Linked DNA regions of Homo sapiens: all the other regions are linked to region 1. A link is a loop called in an ENCODE intact Hi-C map of the cell type or tissue named here. Cell type or tissue: endothelial cell of umbilical vein. All regions are shown on one strand. Each heading gives the region's core, and the rest is flanking DNA. Links, peaks and the distances in the headings are about the cores only.

The links. Hi-C counts contacts between places; a loop is a spot of excess contacts. Peaks named below come from ENCODE experiments on the same cell type or tissue, not always from the same donor. Only the 100,000 strongest peaks of a DNase experiment are listed, where the experiment ranks them.
Region 2: a loop joins it to region 1, with 10 times the contacts of the local background. A loop is called at or near these places in 42 of 110 quality-filtered maps.
Region 3: it touches region 1 in a loop (9-fold over the local background); 7 of 110 quality-filtered maps call a loop at or near these places.

The regions. Positions count from the first base shown.
Region 1 is chr7:152,433,421-152,441,286 of GRCh38, reverse strand. KMT2C (lysine methyltransferase 2C) reads left to right here and starts at 5,284. Exons shown (of 59, transcript NM_170606.3): 1 at 5,284-5,661. The coding sequence starts at 5,501. It also overlaps the pseudogene FABP5P3. RefSeq lists silencers at 1-168, 4,268-4,607, 4,648-4,937, 5,028-5,077, 5,458-5,517 and enhancers at 5,998-6,227, 6,268-6,317, 6,788-6,857, 7,168-7,217. In endothelial cell of umbilical vein, for the core only: no CTCF peak of the experiment used is centred there; a DNase peak (open chromatin) is centred at 4,506; H3K4me3 peaks cover 2,328 bases; H3K27ac peaks cover 2,015 bases.
Region 2 is chr7:152,332,758-152,340,623 of GRCh38, reverse strand. All of the region lies in intron 2 of KMT2C (lysine methyltransferase 2C), which reads left to right. Among named protein-coding and RNA genes, the nearest start is that of KMT2C, 99 kb to the left of the region's middle. RefSeq lists an enhancer at 3,396-3,635. In endothelial cell of umbilical vein, for the core only: a CTCF peak has its summit at 3,677 (motif pointing left); a DNase peak (open chromatin) is centred at 3,673.
Region 3 is chr7:152,702,799-152,710,664 of GRCh38, reverse strand. No RefSeq gene overlaps it. Among named protein-coding and RNA genes, the nearest start is that of XRCC2, 31 kb to the right of the region's middle. RefSeq lists an enhancer at 3,593-3,672 and a silencer at 3,965-4,141. In endothelial cell of umbilical vein, for the core only: a CTCF peak has its summit at 3,533 (motif pointing right); a DNase peak (open chromatin) is centred at 3,544.

The DNA.
Region 1 (7,866 bases), core at 2,452-6,451:
GAAAGCTGGGGAAGAGATGAGCACGTTCGCCAGAGGGTAGCAGGGGCTCTCCAGGACCTAGTGAGTCAAGCCAAGGAATTTAGGCTTCAGCCTGCAGGGTGATGAATAGGGCTGTCTATTCCATTTCTTCCTTCTTTCTTTCTTTCTTTTCTTTCTTTTTTTGAGACAGCATCTCACTCTGTCGCCCAGGCTGGAGTGCAGTGGCACGATCCTGGCTCACTGCAACCTCCGCCTCCCTGATTCAAGCAATTCTCCTGCTTCAGCCTCCAGAATAGCTGGGATTACGGGTGCCTGCCACCACGCCTGGCTAATTTTGTATTTTTAGTAGAGGCGAGGTTTCACCATGTTGGTCAGGCTGGTCTCGAACTCCTGACCTCAAGTGATCTGCCTACCCTGGCCTCCCAAAGTGCTGGGATTACAGATGTAAACCACCATGCCTGGCCTGAAAATTTCTAGTTTATGATACTTGCCAGCAGAATGTGTTCTGTCACCCTCTTCTGAATAGATATGGTTGTCTGCTATGACTTCTCCCACTGCTGCCCTTCCCCCTGAATCCACAGATGCATTTCTTTTAAAACTATGATCTTGTACACAATGGACGTAAATATTTAATCTTTCTATTTGTATGTTTTTCCATGTTTCTTTTCTTTCTCTTTTTTTTTGGGGGGGGGTGGTGTCTGCCTCTATTGCCCAGGCTGGAGTGCACTGGAACAATCTCAGCTCACTGCACCCTCCGCCTCCTAGGTTCAAGGGATTCTGCTGCCTGAGCCTCCTGAGTAGCTGGGACTACAGGTGTGCACCACCACGCCTAGCTAGTTTTTATATTTTTAACAGAGACAGGGTTTCACCATATTGGCCAGGCTGGTCTCGAACTCCTGACCTCGTGATCCTCCCACCGCGGCCTCCCAAAGTGCTGAGATTACAGGCGTGAGCCACCATGCCCGGCCTCCATGTTTATTTTCTAGTTGCTTACTTGTCCTTTTGTGTTTATCCTTGTTAACTACTACTGCCAGGCTTAAAGTATAGACCCCTAGAGGGCAAGATTAGTATCTATATAAAATGTACTGCAAAACATCTACTTAAGCCTCACATTCTTAAACACAAATTACTTTTGAAGATGACTGTTCTGCTTGTTTCCTTCCTGGTTTCTTCCTTTAACTTTTCCACCAAACAGGCACATGATATACTTTACTGAAATAACTTATATAGCAATATGAATTTTTTTTTTTTTGAGGCAGAGTTTCGCTCTTGTTGCCCAGGCTAGAGTGCAATGGCGCGATCTCGGCTCACTGCAACCTCCGCCTCCTGGGTTCAAACAATTCTCCTGTCTCAGCCTCCAGAATAGCGGGGATTACAGGCGCACGTCACCATGCCAGGCTAATTTTTGTATTTTTAGTAGAGATGGGGATTCACCATGTTGGCCAGGCTGGTCTCGAACTCCTGACCTCAAGTGATCTGCCTGCCTTGGCCTCCCAAAGTGCTGGGACTACAGGCATGAGCCACCGTGCCCGGCAAATTTGAGGTGGAGGTTGCTGTGAGCCGAGATCGCATCACTGCACTCTAGCCTAGGTGACAGAGCAAGACTGTCTCCCACTTCGGCCTCCCAAGTAGCTGGGACTACAAGCATGTGCCACCAGGCCTGGTTAATTTTTTTTTCTTTTTTTTTTTTTTGAGACGGAGTCTCACTCCGTCACCCAGGCTGGAGTGCAGTGGCGCGATCTCAGCTCACTGCAAGCTCCGTCTCCCGGGTACACGCCATTCTCCTGCCTCAGCCTCCCGAGTAGCTGGGACTACAGGTGCCTGCCAGCACGCCCGGCTAATTTTTTGCTTTTTTAGTAGAGACAGGGTTTCACCTTGTTAGCCAGAATGGTCTCGATCTCCTGACCTCATGATCCGCCTGCCTTGGCCTCCCAAAGTGCTGGGATTACAGGTGTGAGCCACCGCGCCCAGCCAGGCCTGGTTAATTTTCTTTGGTATTTTTTTGTAGAGACGGAGGTCTCACTATGTTGCCCAGGCTGGTCTCGAACTCCTGAGCTCAAGTGATCCACCCGCCTTGGCCTTCCAAAGTGCTAGGATTACAGGCATGAGCCACAGTGCCCAGCCTACAGTGCAACTTTAATAATAACAATATGAACACAAAAATTCTAAGATCTAAAATTTAAGCTTTCAGTGGTCCTTCTATAACAGTGAAAGTTTGGTTCCTAAAAAGCCCTGAGGAATTTATGGGAAAACAAGAGAGACAACATTTAGTAGTGAACCTGTGCATTCTAAATAAAGACAATCACATGTTATAGGCCTTCAATTAGTAAGAATGAATATTGGACTATGAATTTTTATTCACTGTCACTTGTTTGCTAGATGCTTTGAGAATCTTCCTTGCCTATATTTTTCTGAGATGTTGGTTTTTCTTTGTCAAAGATAACAATGCTCATTCCCTCCCCATTAAAAACTACATATATATATATATATATATGATTAGATGATTACTACATGTGCTTTGAAATATTCAAATATTTTAGACAGTAAAAGTCCCTTGTAATTCACCCCTTTGCAGATGATTGGTTAACAGGTTAGTACACATCTACCTAAATTTAAAATCCCATATTTAACATGTATACTTATTAGAAAGTACACATTCTAATATTTTTCTGTTGTATTTGGTACTGTTTCCAGATGCTCCTGCCTTTTTGCTTTCATAATTTTGAAGGACCTCAGCTCCCTGCCTCCTAGATTTTTGCTACTGTGGTCTCAGAGCTGTGTAATTTGGATGACTGAGACGGAAAAACCTCTGGAAAACCTTTATTTATGTTGAATAAGTATTCCTTGAATCCTTCCTCAGCATCCTGGGTTATATTTGATTTGCTCTGTTCATGATAACTTCATGCCAAGGAGACTGCTATCAGCTCTCTTAAAACAGATCCCAACTCCCTGCTCATAGTGGCCAAAGGAATGGAGATTTCAGGCTGAGTTTACTTACCTGCATCATCATCTATCCAGAAGCATCCCTGCACAAACCTCTGTTTCTACCCTTCCATTCACTCGGCTCACTTTTCTGCTCTTAGTACCCTTTGTTTCTTGTGAACTCTCCAGCAGGAGTGACTTGCAATTTGTATCCACTGACACTTAAGTTCTCAGAAGTGCTGGAGAAGCGTATGGAAGTAAATTATCCTGATGTATAATTTTGTACATGTGAAACTCACCGTGGAAGTGCCTATTCTAATTTCAGTACGGAACACAGCTAAATATTTGGATCAATAATCCAGTTTTGAAAGCACACTTTATTTAAAGTACAATGTGCTGAAGAAAATGAAAAAAGAAAGGGTGCTTTCAAATTTGTACTGAGTAAACTTTCACTAGATCACATCATATGTTTATCACTAGTCACATATATGTTGTATTTCTATGTGTAATCGTCAGGCACTTTTAATTTCTAGTTTGCATTTACCATGCCAGCCTCCTCCTCAATCCCAAATTTCCTTTGGTTATAAATTTAGTAAATTTGAAAGAGCCAGCAGGGATTAAACCCTGAAGGTATTCAAATGACTATCTGACGTTATTCCTCATTTCAGCCATTTCAAAAAATTATGCTTTCATTTAGAATAGGCTCTGGGAATCAAAGTGTGTGTATTTTGCCCAAGTAGAAGACACAGTTTAAAGTTAACATCCTAGCTACTAGAAGGGAAAGCAAACATCGCTGGAAAAGGAGCCTATTTTTTTTTACCTTACACTAAAACTACACTGCGAAGATCAAAAGAAATCAACATGAGAGTGTGCCTCTTAACGCTAGGCCCAAAGTAGATGCTTATTAAATGATAGTTTACCCCAATCCTTCACAAATGGTTGATAGGTCTTACTATTTCCCCCCATTCAAATCTAGAATTTTTTCACTCTCATAAACTAATCGATAGTGAATGGAAAGCACAGAATAGATCATCGTCCAAGTGTTAGGTATTAGCCTGAGAAATCCAGAATCCCATATTTGTAACTGTCCTTCTTGAGAAAGTGCATTTTTCAGGCGGATTCTAGCCCCATTTTTCTTTTTACCATTTTTACATATTATGAGAGGTGGCTTAGAAGTACTTCGATTTTTGCCTCTTCATCACAACACACTGAACGTTAAAATCAAGTGGTTGGGTTTTTATTGGCTTATTTTGTCTCTAACCGTTTTATTTCTCGAGCTGTCATCGTTCTTTTCGTCTTACATCCTTATGAACCTTTTCTGGATTAAAAAAAATGACGTTATAATAAGGAAACTAACTGGCGTTGGATTCGAACGAAGTTGACTCCATTCCTTTTCCTCCCCGTAGTGTGGGCGCTACGAGGAAAGACCTCGGCGAGAACCAGCGAAGCCCGGGCTGCCCTCGCCGTGCGGGCGCACATTTGCTCCTCGCGCCGGGCTGCGCCGGGCGACCGCGGCCGCCTCGGCGTGTGTCCGCGGCTCCCTCCCGCCCTCGCCCGCAGTTCCCCGATCCCGATCCCGGATCTCTGGGTCCACAGCTTGGCTACCTCCCGAGCCGGAGCCGGAGCCGGAGCCGGAGTCGCGGCTGGGCCCGGCCGCCGCGTCACAGGGGGAGGGAACCCGGGGGGGAGGGGGAGGGGCGGTGAGGTCAGCGGCGGCGGCGCGTCCGCGGGCGGCGGGAGCGGCGCATGCGCGGAGCGAGGCCCGTGAGTGGCAGCGGCGGCGCGCGGGGGGCGGGCGAGGGGCCGAGTGTGGGGGAGCGGGCGGGGGCCGTCGAGGCGGCGGTGTGTGGGCGCGACGGCTGCGAGTTGGAGAGGTCTGTGGTGCGGGTCGCCCCGGGGGATCCCCGGCGCGGGCCTCGCGCGACGGCCACGGTCGCGCGGCGTGTGTGTGGGGTCCAAGCACACCCGCAAAACTTCCTCCTCCCCTGCTCCGGGAGAGCGAGCGAGCGTGTGTGAGAGAGCGAGTGTGAGGAGCGAGCCGCGGCCCGGCGCCCAGCGCCGCCACTGGAGCAGCTGTCAAAACTTCGCCGCCGCCGCCGCCCGGGCCTGACGGGCCTGACGCGCGGGGGAGGGGCGGCCGGCCGGGGGCGCGACCCCCTCGCCGCCCCCGCCGGGCCCCGCGGCCGGCCCTCCCCGCGCCGGGCCCCTTTCTCCTCCTGCCGCGGGCGGCTCGGGGGAGGGGCCGCGGGCGGAGACCCCGGGGGCCGGCGCCCCTCACGCCGCCCGCCCGCCCGGCTGCCCCGCCCGCCCGCACCCGCCGGCCCCGCCCGCCCCGCACCGCCCGCCCCGCCCGCCGCCCCCCGCCCGGCCCCTGCGCGCGGAGGTGCGCGCGCCCGCGCCGATGTGTGTGAGTGCGTGTCCTGCTCGCTCCATGTTGCCGCCTCTCCCGGTACCTGCTGCTGCTCCCGGGGCTGCGGGAAATGCGAGAGGCTGAGCCGGGGAGGAGGAACCCGAGCAGCAGCGGCGGCGGCGGCGGCCGCGGCGGCGGGAGCCCCCCAGGAGGAGGACCGGGATCCATGTGTCTTTCCTGGTGACTAGGATGTCGTCGGAGGAGGACAAGAGCGTGGAGCAGCCGCAGCCGCCGCCACCACCCCCCGAGGAGCCTGGAGCCCCGGCCCCGAGCCCCGCAGCCGCAGACAAAAGACCTCGGGGCCGGCCTCGCAAAGATGGCGCTTCCCCTTTCCAGAGAGCCAGAAAGAAGTAAGTTGAGTGCGAGGGAGCCAGGCCGGGAGCCAGCGGCGGCGCCGGGCCGGAGCTGTCACCGGGCGCCCGCCCCGCGGCCTCCGCGCCCCGGCGCCCCCCGGCGGGGTGGGGGCGGGGCGGGCCCGCGGGCGGTGGCGGCTCCCGGCCCCGGCCCCGCGCCCCTCGGTAGCCGCCCGCGCCCGGCCTCCCCCGCTCCGCGCCGCCCGCCCGGGCTCCCGCCGGCGCCCGGCTCCGCACACTTTACTTTTCAGTCGGGCCTTTTCACTGGGTCTTCTCCGCGACTCTTCTTTTGGAGAAATTTCTCGTAGCCGCGTCTTGGCCTAGCTGGATCATTGAGAAAACAAGCCCGGAGCGCGCCCAGGTAGTCCCCGGACGGACTCCGGGCGAACCGCCGAGCCGTCGGCGCTCGGGAAACTCTCGGAGCTGTCAAAACGCCCGGGCCAGGTGGTCTCGGGGCGCGGGCTGGGGGCGAGAAGAAAGCGGCCGGGCGAGTGCAGCTTTTGTTTGTCAGCGACTTGCTCCTGGAACTTTTCCTGGTCCCAAACCTGTGTTTTCTTCTTTTGATGATATATTAGGAAGCCATTTGACTTCTTCCTCCCCCCTCCCCCAACACCCAGCACCGCACTCCCGGGCTCCGAAAGCACAAGTCCTGTGGGATCCCCCAGCTTCGGGGAACGGCCTGCCTAAGTTTTGGAGACGTAGCCAGCGTCCCCTCGTAAGGCAGAATACCAAGAGCACTTATTCGGAGAGAGTGCAGATGTAAATGTCGCTTCCCTCGTAAGTCTTAGCTGTAAGGGGCTTGGGAATAGGGTCGCCTGCCTTTGAGCGTACAGTAGGGCTGGACCCCAGCTTATTAGAGGACCAGAAATGTCTTCTTACAGAACGGTTATTTGACGGCTTTGCTTGTAAATTAAGACACCGTTTTAGTGCCAGCGAACTGCTCGGCTTCTGTGGCTCTCGCGTGTGCCGTGGAAGAACTGTGAATGTCTCTCGAAGTTGTAGAATGGCGTGTGTGCTTACTCATTTCGTGAGATGATATTCTCATTGAACTGTCGGGAGTGGAAGGGTGCGCTGGGACGTGAAGGAAGCCAGCACGTTTATGGATAGGCTGTTTCTTTGGTTCGGGTGCATTCACTTAGTAATAGTATTGTTGTTTGGTGATTTGTAGTAAAAATAGTAGCGTGAACTGAGGCATAGCAGAGCTGGGTTGTGGGAACCCATTGAGCTCTTGACTTGAATGTGCTCTTTTCTTGCCCCGCTGTCCTTTTACTATGAAAATGATTCAGGGCCTTCAACTTGCCTCCATATTTTATTGCCAGCTGTTACCTAGCTATGATAATCGTGAGGGAAGCAAGTACAGGATGTGTGTACATTATTACATTAGCTTGTTCGTGATACAAAGTTAGGACTTATTTATTATGCCACTTGCGTTGTAATACAGTGGCAAGTATAAAATGCCCTTATTCTGTATTAACTGAAATTTGTAGAAGGAAGTGGAGGTTTAAGTAATTTTTAGACATGTAAGCCACTTTTTTTTGCATCCTTTAAAGCAACTCAGGACAAGCCATATTGGGGTTTTACCTTGATTGCCTCCCATTTCACTATTTGCAAAGCATTTCTTCATCTCTTACTGAACATTAATTTGCAAGTATTGTTTTAAATTTGCATTTGAATTCTTACTCCAGAAAGATTAGATCTATGTTGTCACACCCCACACCCCATACTCCTGTAAGGGCGTGCTTGTGCACGCGCACACGCGCACACTCACACGCACGCGCACACTCGCACACACCCTACTTTTGAAATGAGCTCATTTGTATTAGTGCAGCTCCTGAGTGCACTGGACGATTAGGGTATTGCCACTTTATTATTTTAATTCTGAATCTCATGAAGAAATAGGCAGCCTTTGGAGAAGATAAAAAATTTCTGCTGAATAACAGTATAATCTAACTATGAAAAATCAAAACTTTTGGAAATATTTAGAACAAATGTAAGTCTGTAGAGAGCTTTTTCTTTTAGATTTGAAAACTAGTACTGCTTTCTTTATAGGAAATTAAAGTCTACTGGTAAATTTGACGGGTCTAAACTTTTTAGAGCGTTTTTTTTGAAATTGTGTCTTTTGAAGGGAATGGAATCTCCAGTTGTTTTTAGCAACATGTAAATGGAAACTAACATATGAATTGGAAAGCAAAGAGGTTTTTG
Region 2 (7,866 bases), core at 1,947-5,946, 100 kb after region 1:
AACTATATTCATATTATTAATCAGTGTCAATATTTTAAGTAGTTTAGTGAATAAAGATAGTGTTAATAAATAATTTGCTTTTTCTAATATAGTGCTAATGTTTTAGCTTTACAGTACAATTTTGATGACATTGGATACACTAGATTCAATGAGATATATCCAGAAAACATAACTGTCAGGAGGCAGACTTCTTTCAAAAGAAGGGAGGGACATGGTTACACAATTTCTTAGCTATGTTTTCTTCTGTAGTTTTAGTAGGAAGCAAGCATGAAAAGTATTGCCATTCTCTGGAGTTAAGGGAAGTCAGTTATTCTATTTAATAGCTGATTAGGCTGGGCATGGTGATGGTGGCTCATGCCTGTAATTCTAGCACTTTGGGAGGCTGAGGTGGGAGGATAACTGGAGCCCAGGAGTTCGAGACCAGCCTGGGCAACATAGTTAATCCCTGTCTCTACCAAAAAAAAAAAAAAAAAAATCCAGGCGTGATCGCATGTGCCTTGTAGTCCTGGCTAGTGGGGAAGCTGAGGTGGGAGGATACCTTCAGCCCAGGAGTTTGAGGTTCTGATGAGCTATGATTGTGCCACTGTACTCTAGCCTGGGTGACAGAGCATGAGCCCATCTCTTAAAAAAAAAAGTTGATTAAAGCATAGAGGGAGAAGGCATATTTTTTGGATAACTAGTCGATAATGAATGTCAGTGTTTACTTGCATAGTTAGTAAATATGAGTTCATTTTAAATATATTATTTTTCTCTGTGCTTTTTATAAATCTTTGTATCTATATATGAGATTTATCTGCTTGCTTTATATTATATAATATTAATTAAGCAACTATCGAACATCATTCAGGTTTTGTGGTAGCTCTGGTTTATAAAAACAGATACAGTGCCTGTTTTCATAGAGCATATAGTCAAATTGGGGCTGTGGTCTCCTGTGAATGGCACATACAGAACAGGGGTTCTTAACTTTTTCAGTGCCATAGTCCCCTTTGGTACTATGATGTAATCCATGGACTCTTTTTCAAATAATGTTTTTAAATGAATAAAATAAAAATACACCAAAATAGGATTACAAAGATAAACAATTGCATTGAAATAAAAATAAGCCAAACTTGTAATCTTATAACATCTTTTTAATTCACTTAAATTATAAAATCTAGCAGTGAATTTAATAACTACTGTAATTTTGAAGTAGTGATGAGGGTGAATGATATTTTGGGATATCTGCAACAACTGCATGTGATAAGAAAATATCCGTGATTTCTGTTGGTGACAAACACTTAGGTATCCACCAATACCACTGTGCTTGTTGCTTACATTCTTAATATTTTCTTAGAATTCTAAATTTTGGAAGTGAATAAAAATTAGAGGTTAGTAAAAATAAAGAAGTAATTTCTCCCTCTAAAATCCTATAACCCTTGAGTGAGTAAACTTTAAAAATCCATTGAAAAAGTAGGACGCTTTGAAAGAATATACTAATGTATTGATAAGGGAGTCCAAAATTGACCTCTAAAATATTTTTGACATAGCCTGTTATGCTATCAGTGTTGGTAAGTTTGTTCAGTATATTTGTAGGCTACACACAGTCCTTTCAAAGAAGTATTTAACCTTTGAGGGAAATACTTTTGTAATTGTTCAAAATCAAAATGCTTTATTTCTGTGAACTTGGCTGTGAGATAAATGTTCTGTCCACTTCATAATTTTATTCAGCAGTGCTTAAAAAAGAGTATTTTTAGTTATCTCATAGTGTTTATATTCAGTAAGTGATCCCTCAGTAACATGGTCCTAGTAAGACTGTTAACATTTCTCTTTAATATTGATGTATTTATAAAACTTACATGCTACACTTTGATGCTCTGCCAGGCGGTGGAAGTAGTGAAAAGAGCACATCAGGCTTTAGAGTTACACAACCCGATTTTGTATCCCAGCTTTGTTTCCTATTAGCTTTGTGATCTTGAGCTTGTAATTAACTTTCAGATTTTAGTTTCCTTATCTTTTGAATGAAGAAAATATGTTAGATGTTATTCTTTTTTTAAAAGAGAAAACTTGAGAGAGAACTATTAGGCACACTTTGATTTATCCTTTTAGTTTTAGCTGGGCTTCTAATACCTTTCTGAAGCCTTTCTGAGCTGTATTCCCCACCTCTTCCCCTTAACTCCCATCATGCCATGTGCTTACCAGCATCATCATTATTGTGTCCTATTTTTATTTTCAGTCTTTCATCTAGATCCATTAAACGTAGGGATCTTGACTATCTTTGTAATGACTACCATTTGAATAGAAATTATAGTATGTACTTGTTACTCAAAATTTTGTTTGGTAAATAACCATTCTAAATTAATGATATATTAACTCTGGAGCATAGATCGGAGGGGGCTAAATAAATGTCTTCTTTATTCTCATTAATTCTCATAATGCAATTTAATAATTCATGATGTGACATCAAGAGTTAGAAATTGAGTAGGTGAGGGCTGGGCACGGTGGCTCATGCCTGTAATCCCAGCACTTTGGGAGGCTGAGGCAAGCGGATCACGAGGTCAGGAGATCGTGACCATCCTGGCTAACACAGTGAAACCCCGTCTCTACTAAAAAAATACAAAAAATTAGCCAGGTGTGGTGCCGGGCGCCTGTAGTCCCAGCTACTTGGGAGGCTGAGGCAGGAGAATGGCGTGAACCTGGGAGGCAGAGCTTTCAGTGAGCTGAGATCGCGCCACTGCACTCCAGCCTGGGCGGCAGAGCGAGACTCTGTCTTTAAAAAAAAAAAAAAAAATCAAGTTGTATAAGTGAGGTGGACAAGTGAATCCATAGACTATAGTGTGTGAATGTAGATAGAGGTCATCAGAATAGCAGCTACATCACTACACTTAAGACGTTGAGCTAAGTGCTTTTCATGCGTTCTTTTTTTTTTATTTTTGGATCATAAAGACAGTTTTATACTAGGTGGTATTGTCTGTCTTAAATGACGAGCAAAGTAAAATTGAGATGAAGTTAAGTAACTTGCCAAAGGTCACATTGCTAGCAGATGGCAGAGCTAGAATGCAGACTCGGAACCATTGGATTCCAAGCCTTTGGTTTTAACTAACACAGCAGACACCTTTTGCTATTAAACTTTCTCATGTCTTAGAACCAATTTGTGTAGGATAAATTAGAGTCATTGGAGGTGGAAAAGTAAAGGTTTAAAAGAGGGTATGTTATGAACTTATTTAAGGGAAAGGGTTAGATCTAATTTATCTTTGCATCCCCAGAGATAATGCCTGGCACATAGCTGATGCTATTTAATGAAGTGCACATTGTCTTCAAGTTCTCTTAGGAATCTACTTACATGTGATTAGGTTCTCTTTTTTATTGTTGTTGTTGAGACAGGGACTTGCTCTGTCACCCAGGATGGAGTGCAGTGGTGTGATCTTGGTGCAGCTGCAACCTCTGCCTCCCAGGCTCAAGTGATTCTTCCACCTCAGCCTCCTGAATAGCTGGGTCTACTGGTGTGTGCCACCAAGGCCGGCTGAATTTTTTTTGCTTTTGCCATGTTGCCCAGGCTGGTCTTGAACTTCTGGGCTTAAGTGATCCTCCTGCTTCCCAAAGTGCTGGGATTACAGGCTTGAGCCACCACGCCAGGTCAATGATTAGGTTCCTTAGTATAGTTTACCACTGTACATGTGCCACCTAGTGGATGGAGATTATCCGTAGATAGTGGCTACAGATGAAATCGCCTTGCCTGTCCTTATCCCAGGGTTGCAGTTGTCCCCACCTTTCTGACTTTGGTGCATTTTGTGACCAAGTGTCATTGCCTGTATTTTAGGTCAGGTTCAAAGTAAGGGAAAAGATATATTAGGGATTTTATATTCAAGAAAAATACCACACTGAATTTTTAAAAATGCAATGTAATTTTTTAAATGTCTGCTCCAATTTCCACAGTTTGGCTTGCAGGCAGTTTGAGCTAATTGGACCTCATGAAAGGCAAAAACTCTGCAAAGTGGTGGAGTCGCCAAACCTGGACTGTTTTATTGGTTGAATGGCTAGCTTCTTTCTTTAGGCAAAGCATAGGATAGTATTCAAGAGTACATTTTTAATAATAAACTGGAGATAATTAAGTACTGGCATCAGGCATATTTCCTCAGATATCACTGGGTTTGTAGCCATTTCATCCAGAGCATCTCTGGATGACATCTCTGGTTGGATCCCTGGTTGACATCATTTTTATCCAGAGCAGTCTGTTTCACATTCTGCTGCCAAACTCTGACAATTGTTTGAAGACTAGGATTAGGAGAAGAGAGAGAGACATAAACACTCAGTTGTCCTGCCTTGACTTTGACAGATACTAAGATCTAACATAGTCTACCAAATGAAGAGTGACAGTTAAAGACAGCTTCTGTTATTACCTGAAGTATCAAATATTTAGTGATACCTTTTTTGTTGTTTGTTCCTATTTTGTGGCAGGAATTACTGCTATCTAGGAAGCAGTCATAGAGTCCTCTTTATTTGTTAAAGAACACAAGACTGAAACAACAAAATCTAAACCAAAAGTAAAACCAAAACTATCGCTCCCTACTGTTTCTTTAGCAGATCCAAGTTAGAATCATGGGCAGAGCCAGTAATAATAATAGCTAGAGGAGAAAAGAGAACAGGATGAACTCTGAAAGCCTGTCTTCTTACCTGCTTTATGGGATCAGATCTGGTGCCGATCCTATTTCTTAAAAAACAAAAAAAAAACAAAAAAACCCTATAGTCTGAATCTGTTTTTTTCTCTTTGAAATGCAGGAAACATAATTTCAAAAGGTTGTATACCTGCAAACCTACTGGCCAACCAGTAACATTAACGTTTAACTTTTCTATTTCCTTCTGGCTCTTATTTGAGGGAGAGATAGACATTGTCCTGCTTCTTTTCCCTTAGCTGTAAGCAATAAAACTCCCCTAAAAATAATAAAAGTGCTATGTATTTTCTTTTTTGGGGATAAAAATAAGGAAAAAGCTGAAACTGTTATATACTTCGCTAGGAGAAGGAAATTTTTGACTGGAGGTCATATATGGTAGATAGCAGCATAGTAAAAGGAAGCAGACAAGTCATACTGGATTGGAGAGAGCACAGCTTGGGAGTGGAGACAAATGGATCTGGCTCCAGGAAAAAATGTGTTTTCAGGGTAATGTAATGATTTGCGACCCTGGGCCATTTGGCTCATTGTTGGTAAGTTTCTGAAGGCACTATTCTTATTCCTCCTTAAGTTTGTCACTTATTTTTCTCTTCCCCTTTCTTGTTACCCAGTAGTAAGAATGGTATAAAATGGGTATATCCCAAAATGTATTCTGGGACTCTCTGAGTAGAAATGAAATGCTTTCATACAGGTATTTATATATGTGATAATTTTATAGTACTTTGAATATAATAGGCAGGCAGAGAGAGTCTCTCTAGCAGAACTGTATTCTTTTCTATCTTTGGCTGTAAAAATACTAGAGAGAGGCAACACAGAATACCCTTTGGGTCATTCCAGATGCTTTGCCTAGAGCTACAGGCTCTGTAGGTACAGTCTACATTCCAAATTGTTGTAGGTCATAGCTATATTAAATATTTTAATATAGCCTAAAAAGGGTCAGTTGATTTTCAGACTCCATTATCAGTGTTTCACGGCCTGATCAAGCCACTTGAAGATTTTGTTACGGCAATTCTTCACTCTTTAATACCAGTTTTCTGTGTTAATTAGGGCATGGGTTAAACTGCTGTAACAGAGACCCCAAAATATAGCAGTGGCTTAAATAAAACAAATTGATCTTCTCTCATGTAATATTTCTGAGGATGGAGAGGTATAGGCTGATGAGTTGTCTTTTGCTCCATATTATTGTTTGTTGACCCAGGTTTCTTCTGTCTTGTCTCTCTGCCATCACCTGGAGCATTGCGCCTCATTGGCAGCATTGCGACTGGGTTGCTGTCATGTCCATTCCAGTCTGTAGGAAAGGGGACTATAATTTAGTGAAGAGCAGCTCACTTCCTTTTAGATGATGAGGTTGCGCAGTTGCTTCTGGTCATATTCTCTCGGTGAGAACTTGCCATGGTTTGCTGCAAAGAGGGTTGGGGAATAAAGTCTCTAGCTGAGCAGTTATGTGTCCTACTAAAACTTGGAAAGCATAGAAGATGAAGAGTATGGATTTTGTCCTTTGTCTACTTTCTTTCTTTCTTTTTTTGAGACGGAGTTTTGCTCTTGTTGCCCAGGCTTGAGTGCAATGGCATGATCTCGGCTCACCGCAACCTCCGCCTCCCAAGTTCAAGCAATTCTCCTGCCTCAGCCTTCTGAATAGCTGGGATTACAGGCACGCACCACCTCGCCCGGCTAATTCTGTATTTTTAGTAGAGATGGGGTTTCTCCATGTTGAGGCTGGTCTCGAACTCCTGACCTCAGGTGATCTGCCTGCCTTGGCCTCCCAAAGTGCTGGGATTACAGGCGTGAGCCACCGCACCCGGCCCCTTTGTCTACGTTCTACAGGTTTATGTGCCTTGTTCATCTTTGGAGTTATTTAGCTATTCTTGATCTGAATACCTTTTTTTTTGGGGGGGGATTCAAATTGTATTTATTTTCTCTCATCTGTGACACATTCATTTTGTTCATGAGGTCATTTGTCACATAGAAATGTAAATTTTCATTTTATTATTCCTTTTGAATACAAGCTTACGTATTTGTAGATTTGATTCTAGATACTTTATCAATTTTGTCTCGGGATAGACAGGACACCTTGATTGATAGACTGTATAAACACTTAATTTAAGGTCAGCTTTTCTATTTCAATTTTTTAAAAAAGAAAAGAAACATGTTATTTTAAGTATGAAAACCAAAACCATCTGTTTGATGCTTCATGTTATCATTAGTTTTATGATTTGATAGGATTTACAATTATTTGTAGTTTTTTCTAACTACCCAAGAATAGTTATACAAATTGTTTTTCAAAATACTTTTCTAAAATTCATTTTGAATGTAGAAGATAGTTTTCTTTTTTTAAAGAGGGAAGTCAGATTGAAGTGCTAATCTGAGCGATAAGAGATAAAGTTTTGTGTGAAATTTAGTGTTCAAGCTGCTAAGTATGTCTAGTGTATAGTTAAAATATGGTGTGGAACTCAGGAGAGGAGTTAGTGCTAGAGATGTTGACTTACAAATCATAAAGTCCAGAGGAAATTGTTGAAATGTGGATAATAAGTTCTTCAAAGAGGAGCTTATAGGCTGGGAGTAGTGACTCATGCCTGTATTCTTGGCACTTTGGGAGGCCAAGGCAGGAGGATGATTTGAGGCCAGGAGTTTGAGACTAGCCTGGGCAACATAGTGAGACCCCCATCTCTACAAAAAAATGAAAAAGAATGTGGTGACATGTGCCTGTGGTCCCAGCTGCTTGGGAGGCTGAGGTGGGAGGATTCTTGAGCCCAAGAATGCGAATGATCATACTACTGCACTCCAGCATGGGCGACAGAGTGAGTCCTTTTCTCAAAAACAAAAACAACCACCCAACCCCAGGAGTATATAAAGGATGTATAGAGGGCTGTACCTATATTTAGAGGTCTAAAGGAAATCAGCTGAAGAGATAGATATTAGACTATTATATCTCTGTGCTTATAAAAGATAGAAGATCATTTCACTAAGGAGGAAGTGATCCTGGTGTGAAGTGAACTTTTAGGATGTTTGAAGAAAGCTTGTGGGTGCTAACTGGATTGTTAATTCTTTTGCCGTTGGTCTATTGGTGGTGTTGACGAGAATAATTTGTGTGTGTGTGTGTGTGTGTGTGTGTGTGTGTGTGTGTGTTTTGAGACGCAGTTTCATTCCTGTTGCCCAGGCTGGAGTGCAATGGCATGATCTCGGCTCACTGCAACTTCCATCTCCCAGGTTTAAGCAATTC
Region 3 (7,866 bases), core at 1,947-5,946, 270 kb before region 1:
TCAAACAGCCCAGAAATTTTCTGTAAAAAGAGGAAGGTGTCCATTTAAAACTAACATCCATTAATTCTTTTAAAAAACTACTATGTTTCCCTTCAGGTTTGGAGAGTTGAGATTTGATGTCCATTAATATAAATTTTCCTCCCTCCCTCTTTCCTTCCCTTTTCTCCTCTTTCCTGCTTCTCTTTGCCCCTGTTTCCTCTATTTCCCAGATCACCAGCCCATTTTTTTTTTTATTTTAAGGTATTACTTGCTGATTTTGAGAAAGATTTCTAAGCATCTACCTCTTGCTAAATGTGGCATTCTCCACCACTCACCAGCATCTCGCTAGTCCCTGCTGTGACAGTGCCTTCCCCATTGTCTGAAAGGTGCACGGCAAGGTCAAATGAGATAATAAATGAGAAAGTGCTTTGATGAAGGGAGAAGAACAAGACAAATGTCAGGTGTTATTATTAATAATTCATGAACTGGAACACTGACTAACATTCTCTAACAGAGTAAACTGGTTCTTGGATTTTGATTTTTTTATTCCATTCAGTCTTATTAGAAGACAGCTTTTACTAAAAACTGGAACCGAAGGGGTGGCTTATTCTCAACAAGTTGTTCGCATGCAAGACACTAAACATTAAAGACTTACTATGTCCACAGAGACAATTAACCCAAGGCTAAAGCCTATTGTACGATGTCCAAAAAAAAGAAGTTAGAACAAAAGGCTTTTAAGACTCTTCTCTGCTGAAGCTTTTGGGAAGGTGCTGATTGCCATGGGGAATTAGCAGTCATTTAAGAGGAGTTGATGACATCAGGCTGAGTCACACTAGTCTGTGACACTAGTATGAGGTCATTTTAAACTAATCAAATGGGTGCTAGAGAAAGGTGCCATTTACCATTTATTACCTCAACTACCAACAAAAGGGCTGGATTTAGTTCATGGAAACCAAGAGCTTAATGAATCTGACTAAATAAGGAGGGTGGTGGTAATTGTGTCATTAAGGCCCTAATACTGAGAACCTGTCTACTTCTAAAATTGGCCCTAAGGCAACTTTTCCAAAGGTGATTCTATGGTCATTTAGAAAGCTTTCTGCTTTTTACGGTAGAGCTTTTCTTCTTGCAGTCACTGAAAAGTGGTTTCTGGGTTACTGGGAGTTTGTTCTGGGTCACTGGGAATGTTCATTATTGGTCTGCAAAAGTGTTGGTAATGCCCCTCAAACTGTCTCCCAACGGCAGATGTCTAATCAGCTAGTTCATGTGACTATATACAAAGAAGAAAACCTGAGGCTGATTCTATTGAATGGCTTCTGGAAACCAGTCTCATTTTCTTTTCTTTTCTTTTCTTTTTTTTTTTTTTTCTGAGACAGTTTTGCTCTTGTTGTCCAGGCTGGAATGCAACAGCGTGATCTCGGCTCACTGCAACCTCTGCCTCCTGGGTTCAAGTGATTCTCCTGTCTCAGCTTCCCAAGTAGCTGGGATTACAGGCGCCTGCCACTACGCCCGGCTAATATTTTGTATTTTTAGTAGAGACAGGGTTTCACCATGTTGGCCAGGCTGGTCTCGAACTCCTGACCTCAGGTGATCCGCCCACCTCGGCCTCCCAAAGTGCTGGGATTACAGGCAGTAGCTACCACGCTCGGCCCAGTCTCATTTTCTTACCATGCCATCACATCAGACGAGCACACAAGTGATTATAAGGCGAATCACTTGAGGTCAGGAATTCGAGACCAGCCTGGCCAACATGGTGAAATCCTGTCTCTACCAAAAAATACAAAAATTGGCTGGGCGCGGTGGCACACACCTGTAGTCCCAGCTACTTGGGAGGCTGAAGCAGGAGAAACGCTTGAACCAGGGAGGCGGAGGTTGCAGTGAGCCGAGATCATGCCACTGCACTCCAGCCTGGGCAACAGAGGGAGACTCTGCCTCAAAGAAAAAAAAAAGATAGTGCTGGTATAAACATGGTAACTGGAAAGGAGCCACTAAGTGATGACAAAACAAACCGTGAGGATGCACAGGCCTTGCTATCGTCACTGTGTGGTGACCCTGGCAGGTGCACTTCAACAGAGGACACGCGGCTGGGGTGCAGTGGCTCATGACTTAACCCCAGCACTTTGGGAAACCAAGTGGGGAGGATTGCTTGAGCCCAGAAGTACAAGACCAGCCTGCGTAACATAGTGAGACCCTGTCTCCACAAAAATAAAAAATTAGCCAGGCACGGTGGCGTGCACCTGTAGTCCCAGTTATCTAGGAGGCTGAGGCAAGAGGATTTCTTGAGTCCAGGAGTCAAGGCTGCAGTGAACCATCATTGCGCTATTGCATTCCAGGCTGGGTGACAGAGCCAGACCCTGTATTAAAAATAATAAAAAATAAAAAAATAAAATCAAAAGAGGACACAAACTCCTCTGGAGTTGGGAGGCAAAAGATGGGGCAGATTTCTGTTACCATTGCCAAGACTCTTTTTTCTGGGTAAGGTTTAGGGCATAGCACCAAACCAAAAACATAGACGATGGGCAGGAAATAGGCAGAAGAGAACAGAAGCAAAGGTAGCAAATTCTATTACATCCAAGACCTGCCACATAATTCACAGTTCCCTGTGCAAAATGAAGATGCATGTCCCCTGGTCAGAAAGCATTCAGAATTTCAAGATAGCAACTGAAGTCTTGAACCAAGTGTGGGACTCCTAAGCGTGGGGCCCGTTTGTATGGGTCACATACCCACAACGCCAGCGGAGGTTACGAGAGCCTGTGTCACCTATTGTGCTGTGGCACACACTGGGGAAAACAAGTATCTCATGTTCGCAAACTCAGTAGCAGAGTTCAGTAGGTTTGGCAACTTCTTAGAGTTAAAAAGAAGCTCCAAGAGAAAGAAAATCTCTTTTCTCCTATTTAAAATCCTTTAAATGTAAACTTGTGCCCTAGTGATGTGGTCCTCAGAAATGTTTCTGGGCTCACACGAAGTTTTAAACATTGAGGAAACTGAGCACCTTCATGCGGGGCATGCCTTTACCACTCCCGGGATGTCACGTCCACCTGCCAGGCTCATGAAGGCGTGTGAGTGTGTAGACCTGGTTTGAATCTGGTCACAAAAAGTCAAAAGTTCCTTGCTTGGGATCCATTTTATGATTACACTTTTTTTTTTTTTTTTGAGAGAGTTTCCCTCTTGTTGCCCAGGCTGGAGCGCAATGGCGCGATCTCGGCTCACTGCAACCTCTGCCTCCCAGGTTCAAGTGATTCTCCTTCCTCAGCCTCCCAAGTAACTGGGATTATAGGTGTCCGTCACCACACCCGGCTAATTTTTGTATTTTTAGTAGAGATGGGGTTTCGCTATGTTGGTCAGGCTGGTCTCGAACTCCTGACCTCAGGTGATCCACCCACCTCTGCCTCCAAAGTGCTGGGATTACAGGCGTGAGCCACCACGCCCCACAGTGATTAAACTTTTTAATCCATTGCTTGTGCTGGCCAGTTAATAGATATTCATATATACTGCAAAACCTCCCCTCCAACAAACCACAGCTTCACATCCAAATCCCTCAGGCAGTGTCTACCTTAGACACTAGGAGGCAGCGTTGGCTAGTTGTCTGTTTGCAAGGACACACGTCAAGGAATTTCTTTTTCTCTCTCTCCGTCCCACTTGCTGTGATCCCTTACTGTAAAAAGGTAAAGGGCCATGCTTAATTGTCTATCTCACAACCATTTAAATATATTAACTTTATGGGAGGACTGTAAAAGAAAAATGCAAAGGGACTTTTGACTGCCATGATTAATTTGGTTGCCTAAACCATTCAACCTAAACCCACTGTGTCAAATTCTAGTTTTAAGACCGGATGAAGGAGATTCTAGGGAATGACTGTATAAATACTGAATAAAAGCTCAAATTTTTTTTTCCAGTAAACTTGCAATGCAACGAAGCCCAGGGCACTAGCTTTGCCTAGAAGGGAGGGACATTTCCATTTGATTCCTATGGCCGGAGGCTTAACAGCTTTCTTTTGTTAGCAAAGCAAAGTAGAAGTGATACTGAAAGAAGCTAGTAATAGTCTAGCTTCCACTGCTATCTGCCCGAGCTTCAGCGATTCCACCCCCTCAGGGGCCACACCTCCCTGCAGGTCCCATTTCTGGGAAAAGCCGGCAATCTATGTCTTTTGGAAATACTCCCTGAGCTCCCAAAATGGGTTTGGAAAGAGCTATACATAGCTTTCTATACATTGGTCTCTATCATCTTATAGGATAATAAAGGAGATAATTCATGCACACAAATAACTATATGTAATGTTACATTTAGGGAAATACAATAATTTCACTGTCCTTGCCTTAGGATTTCCATTTAGGTAGGCAGAGATCCCTGTGGACAGGAATAATCTGGTTTCACAAAAGGGTGACACCTGGCCGGTGGCGGTGGCTCACACCTGTCATCCCAGCACTTTGGGAGACTGAGGCAGGCGGATCACCTGAGATCAGGAGTTTGAGACCAGCCTGGCCAATATGGTGAAACCCCATCTCTACTAAAAATACAAAAATTAGCCAGGCATGGTGGCAGGTGCCTGTAATCCCAGCTACTCAGGAGGCTGAGGCAGGAGAATTGCTTGAACCCGGGAGGCAGAGGTTGCAGTGAACCGAGATCATGCCACTGCACTCCAGTCTGGGAGACAAGAACGAAACTCTGCTTAAAAAACAAAAACAAAAACAAAAAACAAAAAAATACCAAGTGTGGTGGCTCACATCTGTAATCCTAGCACTTTTGGAAGCCGAGGTCAGGAGTTTGAGACCAGCCTGGCCAACATGGTGAAACCTTGTCTCTACTAAAAATACAAAATTAGCCGGGTGTGGTGGCTCACGCCTGTAGTCCCAGCTACTCGGGAGGCTGAGACTGGAGAATCGCTTGAAACCCCGAGGCAGAGGCTACAGCGAGCCAAGATTACGCCACTGCACTCCAGCCTGGGCAAGACAGAGCAAGACTCCGTCTCAAAAAAAAAAAAAAGAGTGAGGGGACAGGTGACACCTGAGAGGCTTTTCACTAAGTTCAATTGGCAGCAGGTAAATCTCTAGGAGCTGTGTCTCCAAAGATGAATTGGAGCACATTATAAAATATCTTGAATGCCAGGTTAGAAAATGTGAAGTTTCACATATGCAAATCAAAAGCTAGTTATGGTTTTTAGAAGAGAATCATCTGAGAAGTATCTTGAAAGAAGACCTGGCTGACTGTGTAAGGTAGAATAGATTGAAGGATGTACAAACAAGAAGGAACTTTACAAAAAAGTATACCAGAATTACCTCTGGAATGGGAGAGGCAAGGCTCAGGCTATTTGCATATGAATTTCAACTCTCTCTCAGGGTTGAGTGTCCATGGGCAAGCTGGTTAACCCCTCTGAGCCTGTTTCTCATCTGTAAAACAAGGTTAATAAAGGCATGAACCTCATAGAGTTGATGTGTAGATTACATAGATCATCTCTGTAAAGCACTTAGTACAGTGACTGGCATATAGTAAATGCTCACTAAATAGTTAATGATGATGATGACATTATGAGGAAACTGCAGTTCAAATACATTAAAAACTAAAAGAGGCAAATCTGGGACACAATCCCAAGTCTTCTGATTCAAATACAGTGTTTTTTACCCTTTGCTAGAAATGCAAAATGCTTATTCCTCAGTGCCACAAAGATATAGCACTCGAACATAAATTTAATTTTCTCAGCAAGGCAATTTTTACTTTCTGCAGAAAGGGTGCTTCTTGTAGATGGAACAATGGCAAGAGCACACCTGAACAGGGGAGGGGCAGGAGTTCTTATTCCTGACACAAGTAGCCCCTACTGCTGTGTCATTCCCATATTGGCTAGGGTTGGACCACACAGTCTAAGCTAATTCTGATTGGCTATTTTAAAGAGAACAGGAATACGAGCTGGAGTGGCAGGGTGAGTACTTTGGCAGGAAGGATGGTTAGGAACAGGTAACTAAAGGTGACTTAGGTTAAAGCAGGTGATCAGGGGACCGCTGTGAACTACTGGTTAGGACTGGTGGGAAAGTTGTTTACTGAAACTAGAAGGAAGGGGGCTAAGAGAACCAGGAAGTTAAACTTTAAAATGGAGAATCAAAGAATAAGAGAGCTGAACATACTGACATACTGGTTCTTTGAAGAGAAACTGGGGTTCACCATATGTAACACCCTTGCTCATGCATTTTAAGAAGTTAGGAAATTCCACCTGTCCTGAAATATCTCCTGCAATTTTGTGTCTTGATCTTTATGTCAAAGCACAAATTCTTTGATAAATACAAATCTTGAAGTAGCTACACTTGCATAACTCTGAGGAAGAAAGCCTAATTTATTGATTATTATTATTATTTTGAGATGGAGACTTGCTCTGTTGCTCAGGCTGGAGTGCAGTGGCACGATCTCGGCTCGCTACAACCTCCATCTCCCAGGTTCAAGCGATTCTCCTGACTCAGTCTCCTGAGTATCTGGGATGACAGGCACCCGCCACCATGCCTGGCTAATTTTTGTATATTTAGTAGAGACGGGATTTCACCATGTTGGCCAGGCTGGTCTTGAACTCCCGATCTCAAGTGATCCACCCACCTCGGTCTCCCAAAGTGCTGGGATTACAGGCATGAGCCACTGCACCCAGCAAATTTATTGATTATTATAGTTAGCCAGTTTCAGGTTAATGGAGAGTTTATATAGCTGGGGATTTATATTTTCTTTTCATTTAGTCCATGTATTTTCTTTTCAATTAGTAAATTTGATACTATCTATAAACATGCCATACCATAAAATGTATTGAAACTTTTTTCAATTTAGGTGTACTCTATATATTTTTTAAGTTGGCCAGGTGCAGTGGCTTGTGCTTGTAATCCTAGCACTTTGGGAGGCTGAGGCGAGTGGATCACCTGAGGTCAAGAGTTCGAGATCAGCCTGGCCAACATGGTGAAACCCCATCTCTACCAAAAATACAAAAAATTAGCCAGGTGTGGTGGTGGCGCCTGTAATCCCAGCTATTTGGGAGGCTGAGGTAGGAGAATCGCTTGAACCCGGGGGGCAGATGTTTCAGTGAGCCAAGATCACGCCACTTCACTCCAACCTGGGCAAAAGAGCAAAATTTGAAACTGTCAAAAAAAAAAAGTTATCTTGATTTTTAAAGTCTACTTTTCCAGCTGGAAAAAAAAAATCACATGAGTATCTGATTATCTTATTTACACAGGCAAAATACAGATAATTCAGATATGGAAAGTCTTCACTCTATAACCTAGTGTTATGGCATAATATATGCTATATAATAGCATAATGATGCTATAATAGCAAAAACAAACAAACAAACCTTTCACCAAAAGTAATTAACTTGTTTTATCTAACTCAAAGCAAACTTCCTATTCTGAATGTTTTTCTTTGGCAAGAAATACATATAATTATTTCAATTCCACAATGCCACAGGAGGAATTGTTAAAAAAAAAACTGGAAATATTTTGGCTGGCAATGAATCATGTGGTACAGGGATGGGAGAGAGAGGTAGACGTTAGAGGAGAAAAGCAATCGCTGTCTGGAAAATTTTGCAGAGCCGTCGCTGCATAGAAGAGCTCCACTCATTCTATGATGTTCTGGAAGCCAAAACAAAGACTAACCACTTGAAATCCACCAAGATTTTAGTTCAATTTAATTTAATTTAATTAATTTATTTATTTTTGAGACGGAGTCTCGCTCTGTTGCCCAGGCTGGAGTGCAGTGGCATGATCTCGGCTCCCAGGTTCACGCCATTCTCCTGCCTCAGCCTCCCAAGTAGCGGGGACTACAGGCACCCGCCACCACGCCCAGCTAATTTTTTTGTATTTTTAGTAGAGATGGGGTTTCACTGTGTTTGCCAGGATGGTCTCGATCTCCTGACCCCGTGATCCGCCC